3 separate regions of the Homo sapiens genome follow, and all the other regions are linked to region 1. The links are chromatin loops, found by intact Hi-C in ENCODE. Cell type or tissue: Calu3. All regions are shown on one strand.

The links. Peaks named below come from ENCODE experiments on the same cell type or tissue, not always from the same donor. Only the 100,000 strongest peaks of a DNase experiment are listed, where the experiment ranks them.
Region 2: it touches region 1 in a loop (4-fold over the local background); 2 of 110 quality-filtered maps call a loop at or near these places.
Region 3: it touches region 1 in a loop (8-fold over the local background); 7 of 110 quality-filtered maps call a loop at or near these places.

The regions. Positions count from the first base shown.
Region 1 is chr4:37,242,514-37,245,013 of GRCh38, forward strand. It overlaps NWD2 (NACHT and WD repeat domain containing 2), which reads left to right and starts at 2,230. Exons shown (of 7, transcript NM_001144990.2): 1 at 2,230-2,500. In Calu3, CTCF peaks have their summits at 1,368, 2,174 (motif pointing left) and 2,427; DNase peaks (open chromatin) are centred at 1,418 and 2,388.
Region 2 is chr4:36,412,879-36,415,378 of GRCh38, forward strand. No RefSeq gene overlaps it. Among named protein-coding and RNA genes, the nearest start is that of MIR1255B1, 12 kb to the right of the region's middle. In Calu3, a CTCF peak has its summit at 1,521 (motif pointing right); no DNase peak of the experiment used is centred here.
Region 3 is chr4:37,382,670-37,385,169 of GRCh38, forward strand. All of the region lies in intron 3 of NWD2 (NACHT and WD repeat domain containing 2), which reads left to right. Among named protein-coding and RNA genes, the nearest start is that of PGCKA1, 70 kb to the right of the region's middle. In Calu3, CTCF peaks have their summits at 1,059 and 1,264; a DNase peak (open chromatin) is centred at 1,142.

The DNA of each region.
Region 1 (2,500 bases):
TGAGGCAAAGCTGGCTGTGCAAAGAGCCTTTTACAGCGTGGCCCACAGACAATGTGAAATTCTCTCTCCTCTGCAGCCTTGGTCTGCAGTGACACTGGCAGATGCTAAACTTCGGCCTGTCTAGAACAGTTAATTAGGTTATAGAGGCTGCCAAAAATCCCAAAGTCATCCAAAGAAAATGCAACACTTTGAGATCTGAAGCAAAGGTCAGAAGACACAAACACTAATCCTATTTCTGAGAAGAGAGAAACAAACAAAGAAGTAAGAGAAAAAAGAAAGGCAGGAAGGCAGGTCCCTGACAATCTGGCAACTTCTAATCACTCTTTTATAAACAATATTGAGATCAGGCATAAAGTGATCCTAGCTCTTTTCTCCAGTAATAGATACTGTATATTCATACACGATGATATGCAATAAATACCGCATATTCATGACCTTTCCACAGCTCTCAGTCCATACCTCTTGAGACAATAGAGGATCTTTCAGGGACCCCCTTCCTGCTGAGAACATTTCCACCCGAGAATGACTCTGGAGTGAAGAAATTGAATCAATTAAATAACTGGGTATGTTCAAGCCTTCTTTACGGGTTGCATCAAATTATCACAAAGTAAGAACTGCTGCTGTCTGCCCCCTGGTTCTCAGGAGTGGAGAGGCAGCCTTACAAACCTAGAGACCCAATTCTTCCAAAGAGGTTACCCCAGAACGTGTGTGTTGGGGCTGGGGTGGGGTAAAAAAATGAACAGCAGTGCATAGGACTTCACTGCCACCAGCAGGCCCCAGAGGAAGTGCAGGCCCAGAGGAGGCCGGGCTGCTTAGGTTAGGACCATCCAGGCAAGAAGAGAACACTTGCGTCTGAACTGCCTCACCCTGTGCCCGCCCACCCCTTCCCCAATCTCAGAGATTTGGAAAAACTGTTCTTCTTCCCTAAAAGACAGGTGTTCCTGCCCAGAAGCCCAGAATAAGTGATTTATTGACTAAACTGCAATTAAGGCTACAAACACTCCCTTCTCCCTGCGCCGTTGGCCCCCAACACAATTACACTTTATTTTGCGAGGTCTTCGTTCCTGTCCTGGCTTATGCAGTATTTCCATGGGTGCAGTGGAGTGGAAGGGAGACGGCGATTTTACATCTGGGTCCCTCTGCGTCTCATGTCACCTAGGACGTGGACTGGACCCCTGCGCCGTCCACCTTGAGCCCGGAACCCGAGGACGGCCCCGCGTCCTCTGTGGCCGCCCTGGATCAACTTCAGGTGGAGCTGACCTACGCGTTGCACTGACTTTGAAGAGCGGCTGAAGCGCACACAAGAAGCTGCTGCCCACAGCCAGCTCCGATTTCTCGCACCCCGGTCCCAATCCACGGCCACCTGCACTTTGCGTAACGTTGCGCTGGGGGGCGCTCCAGAGAACCCACACCCTCCCGCCCGGCCCAGGTGCGCACCCGGCCGCGCGGGGCTCCAGCAACCTGGCGGCCGACGGGCCCGGGAGCTGTCAGGCGAGCAGAACAGCCGGTGAGTGCGCCTTGATGGGAGCAGAAAGGCCCCTAGGAACCTTGGAGGCCTCGGAGGAACTACCCGCGGAGATCCGCTCCCAGAAAGGTTCCGGGACCACGCGGCGAGGAGCACGTGAACGGCGCAGCTTGGCTATAAAAACCCCGCTCAAGCGCGCGTGGGGAGCAACCGGAGCGGCAGGACGCTGCCACCTGCGCCAGGAGAGATAGGGATGAAGCGATCGTCCCTCCAGGACGCCAGAGACAATCTGGAGACTTGATGCTTTAAACTCTCCGGGTCTGGCTTGGGGTTGTGTGCGTCGAACTTTGAGGCTGGATTCCCTGCACTTGGGCAGAGACGCACAGACGCCCGAGCGTGTGGATTCCCGAAAATTCTCAGGGCTTGTGTGACCTTTAGGAGAGTTGGAGGGGGCGTAGTAGAAATCTCAGGCTAATTGATTTCTTGTCCTCCACCACGGAGGCAGACAGGAGCCCTCGGCTGTCCACAGAGGAGTCCAGGAGGCTCCTGCGCACCCCCGAGGCCCCCGCGCCCAAGCCCCGGCCGTCCTCTAAGCCGCAAGTTATTTCTGCGCCCGAGAGAGGCGGGCTCGGATAAAGTCGGGACGCCTTCTGGTACATAAAGTTTCATCTGCTCTCCTCGCTCGCACGGTCCCTGCCGCCTGGCGGCCCCCTCCTCCCACGGCGGGCGCGGGCGGGGAGATGGCCGCCGGCGCTTCCCGGCGCAAACGGGCGCTGCGCGCGTAGCCGCCGCCACGCTGACCTCCCGCTCCAGCTGGCTGCTGCTCGGAGCCCTAGCAGCGGGCGAAGGCGGAGGCCCAGAAGGGCAGGAGACCGCCGCGACAGGAGCCCGAGGGTCCGTATGGCTTCTCCTCGCCGGCGGGTGCTGTGCGCCACGGAGCTCGCCAAAGGCGCTTCGGGCTCGGAGCGGCTCTGAGCCGCGCCGCCTGCTGAGATCGACCGCCTGCTGAGCCGTTCCGTGGAGCTGCGGGCAGGA
Region 2 (2,500 bases), 830 kb before region 1:
TGGAATTCTATTGAAATGGGGAGAAAAAAAAATCCTACCAGCTAGCAGCATGCTGCCACTGCACAGCATGCATATCTGTAATGCAGCATTGGCATATTAATACGAAAACCCTTCAAACTACTTTTTGCTAAATGTATTAATGACAGCATAGACCTTGGCCCTAATATACTGGAAACCATCTTACTTCAACCTTTGTATAATAATTATATATTAACTGAGTAACAGGATCAGACAAGAGATAAGTAAAATATTTTTTTATATTTTTGCAATAAGTTTTATTCCTCTTTACTCAATTGTCAATCCTCACGACTCATATTTAAAACTAATTATTCATAATTTTGATAAAATGAGAAGTTTAAAAAGAATCTCTTATAAGATAATGCACTCTGAATTCTCAATGTCAAATACCTATGCCTCCTTCTTTTCTTCATTAATAAAATCTGAATAAATATTATTAATTCTAATAGAATTTTAGCTCAAAATTACTCTTGCTTTTGTTTGTTTTAATTACAATGGGCTACACAAAGGTACATAAAAGTATTAGTTTAGTAAAAAATCTAACCTTATTTTATTATTAGAATTATTCTACTACCAAATAATTTTATTAACTTAAATGCATTATTGATAATTTGGATCTTGAAGATTAAGAAAAACCAACAAAGTATTTATATCTTTTAAAAAATATCAAAATATCTTATGAAAACATGGGCAAATATATTGAGATTAGCAAGTTTTTCACAAATGTGAATTGGAACCTGAAATTTTAATTTTAATTCGATCATGCATTATTCTTTTAATGACTTCAAAGGATGATTACCCACATGGATAACTAGAGCATTAAGTATTGACCGCTACAGAAAAGACATTATTTCTGCTTGTTACCATACATCAATTTCTAGGGCTTTGAAAAAGTTTGTTTTTAAATATTTTATTTGGTATTACAGCTATTTTTGTTTTTGAGGACGAAATGTGCCAATCTTCTCACTCAAACAAACTAGAAGTTCTACTTCAGTTTTCTTAAAGGCCAGAAGGACAGTTAATCAATTTTCTATTGTAGAATACCTCTGCTAGTAGTGAATGTTGGGTCAAACTGGGCTTTACCAATGATTAGAGAAGAAACTTTTTGGACTTAAACTTGGATAGCAAAATGGAGTAGGTCTGAATTTGAGTGAAATTTCAGAAGTATAATCAATGGAACTTGGTTACTTTATACTCACCATCTGAATGAGTATGAAGAATGAATGTGCCTTTAGATTTCTTGCTTATGTGACTGCACAATCATAATTTTATTAGTTCAAAAAATATGTCTTTGTCTTCTGTTTTGTGCCAGGAACTATAATAAGCATTACAGATACAAGAAACAAAATGATGCTTGTTTGTATCTTTGGCTCGCATTTATCAATGGTGCCATCAAATATATCTGAGTGGCTAAAAAGTTCACAATTATCTTGTTGGAATGATTAATTGATGACTTTCATCAGAAATCTTCATAAATCTCAGGTAGCAGGTGTGATAGTAAGCTAATAGAATGAAATTGTGAAAGAGTAATAATTGCTCATTTCCACACGGGGGCACTTGTAAACTCAGAAACAGTTCTCTGCACTTGCTCAAATCTTAATTTTTTATTTGGGAATGAAATGATTGTGGACGTATGTATTAATCCCCAGTATTTAAAAAAATTTTTTTGGAGAAAGAAAGACAAATAACTAGCACATTGTTTTCTTATTGTTAGGGGGCAGAAATGCTATCTTTTGAAAACACATAGTCTCTCCCTTTCTATTTTTCTTCTGCTGGCTCAAGAAATATTGTACAAAGAAGAAATTTGGCTTGTGTTCAGTTTTTTTTTTCTTTTACATTTATTCTTCAATTACTTAGAAAATCTAGAAGGGCAATTAAGAGCTAATATTCATATAAGCACTTGAATTTCCCACATGATCTAAAATGTTTTAGGTAGTAGATACCTCTTGAGGAAAATGTGAGAAGTTTGAGTGTTTTCTTGGCAAATACAAAGAATTCTCTAACTTCAATTTCAACTTAGATGAAAGGAACACTATCTTTAGACTGGCACAATTATGGGCTGTCTCTATAAAAAGAAACATGTCATCAAATAGTTGCTTTCATTAAATGTATTTATGTGCTCATTTCTAGCCATAATATGGAGCAAAAAATTATTATCACTTACCTTACTGATACAAAAAATCTTCATGATCATCTCATCAGTTCTAGAGGAAGACTATGTCTTAGTCATTATTTTGTTACATCTCTTATTTGGTAAATATCAGTGGTATTAAATTTTTACTGAATAATTGATGTGTAATTATTTGCAGAAATACCTACTGTGATTTGTACCACTTAGTAATCTGTTCTGTCCTGTAGCTAATCTTTTAAATGTAAAATATAAACCTTTTATTTTTTCTAAGATACAGTCCCACCTCATCCCTCCTTGCTTTTAAATTTGGAGGTAGGAAAACAGAAGAAATGAGAGAGATTTTATCCTAAT
Region 3 (2,500 bases), 140 kb after region 1:
TTTATTTTTATTTTTTATATATTTATTTATTTATTTATTGAGGCAGGCTCTGGCTCTGTCACCCAGGCTGGAGTGCAATGGCGTGATCACGGCTCACTGCAGCCTCCACTCACCAGGTTCAAGCAATTCTTGTGCCTCAGCCTCCCGAGTAGCTGGGATTACAGGCGCACACCACCAGGCCTGGCTAATTTTTGGATTTTTTTTAGTGGAGATGGGGTTTCACCATGTTGCCAAGGCTGGTCTTGAACTCCTAAGCTCAGGCAATCCACCCACCTTGACCTCCCAAAGTGGTGGGGTTACTGATGTAAGCCACCGCACCCGGCCGCCTGAAAAAAACTCCTGAGCTGAAAGTGCTGTTGTTGTCTCAAGAGCCTGCTGACAACCATTTCTTCTGCTGTGTTCTCCTTAAAACACTTATCTTCCCTCAGACTTTGATTATTTGAAGCCTAAGGTGCATTTCTCTGTGTAATCTTTCTCTGCAGTAGCAGTCTTTTAGGAAGACCCGAGAATTTCTGACAATTTAACCTTAACTTGGTTTCTTCCCTTATCTAACACATATGGGACTAGCCCTGTTTACTAAATTTGAGGGCTTTCTCCCTCTCCCCCTTTGATTTACAGCCAAAACAATTTGATTTTCTAAGATATCTCTTTAGATTTCATCATGTGGGCTTTCCTGTGGTGAAAAATAATGAAATTATGTTCTTGATATGCCAGAGACGCCTACTTTTCAAATAAATTGTGCCTTTCTCTAGATTGGAGAATCCCACCTGGGTAATATTCTCCCATCAGATTAGCAGAGAACCTAAACCTGAACTGCTCTATTATTGGCCTGTCTGTTCACATAGAATATGTCTCATCTTGTCTGTGTCTTCTCTTTGAGTTCTGATCTCGTAGGTTTCTCAAGCAAGTCCCTCAGGGCATAGAAAACACCTGCATGCCCCCTACGCTGGCTCTATCACCTGAAAACTCACCTAGGAATTCTTTGAGTGTTATATGCTGCTTTCCGCAGCCTTTTCATATCACACCTGCCCACATAGGTAACTGCTTTGTACACTAACCCAGTCATCAGGATGAGAGTGCCCCATGGCTCTTACTTTGGACTCTGAACGTTTTTAGTAAGTTTGCAAAAGTTTTCTGGGTTTTTGCGCCCTCTAGAGGAGTAATTCCAAGTTGTTTTCTGAGATCCTGCCCTCTGTCTTTGGTTTTCACTGGGCCCAGGTCACCCTTTCTGATCTAGTAACAGATTAAAGATCTCTCCACTTTTCTTATTCACCCCTTTTTATTTTTTTATTTAATTTTTTTATAGTTAAATAAAAACCTGCAGGACGTGCCGGTCTGTTACATAGGTAAACATGTCTCATGGTGGTTTGCTGCATCTACCAACCCATCACCTAGGTATTAAGCCTCACATGCATTAGCTGTTTATCCTGATGCTCTCCCTCCCCACGTCTGATTCCCTTTTTAGGAGCAGACAGACTTAGGCACATCTTCTGGCTTTTAAACAGTTTATGTCTATCTAGCCTGTCTTCTAAGATGTCAGCCTTTCCCTCAGGGAAAATCTTTCTTTTCTTTAGCTTTTAATCAGTTTGCCTTCTTTATTTTGTTTCCAATCTTCCACTGCTCCTGATACCATTGTCAAACTGCAGCACATTCTTCAAAGCGTTTGCGTTCTTCCTTCATTCCCTGGTTCCTAGGGATAAGCCCTTGGGTTTGTAATAATTTTATTGAGTTGTTCTCTACCTCAACCCAAGAAGATGGCATATTCTGTTTATTTTGAATATATAATACTTTTTCTAGGTGACTCTTCAGAGCCTTTGGCAAGCCACATAATGACAAAAAGCCATATTCTCTCTTTTGTCCCTGAAGGTAGTTCATGGATTCTGAGACAGCCAAAATAATGCTGCCTCCTTGGGCCTGGTACTAGTCATTTAATGCTAGAACTGCTGGTGTTCACAGTGCACATGGAGCTCAGCTATGTCTTCTCTTGCAAGTTCTGGCCAACAGGCAGAGCTGAGAAACAGCAGCACAAAGTCATTCAGCCTCCAGATACATCTAAAAGACTTTTACCCCAAAGAACTTTCCATGTTTTGGCCTCCATTCTGACTGCTTTCCAAGGCTAGCAACTACAGCCCTACCTACATACCAATATCTTCTTGCCTGCATAAAAATAGCCATTCATCTGTGGACAGAGCCACCCTAAGTCAGGGTTGGAATCCTAAAGGGCCCACACTTGCTAAAGCCTGAAGTCTTCTGCTCAGCCACACCAGTTAGAAGCCAATGGTAATTAGCACACGTTGCTGATTACCCTGATTTGATCATTACACAATGTATATATGTATCAAGACATCATATTGTACCCCATAACCATGTACAATTATTATGTCAATTTAAAATAAAACTTAAAAAGCCAGTGGTAGAACCCAGCTTCATGGAGTGATGTAGACACCTGCCAGCTACCAAGATTAAAACACATGACCGATCCCAGCTGACCCTAGAGCCC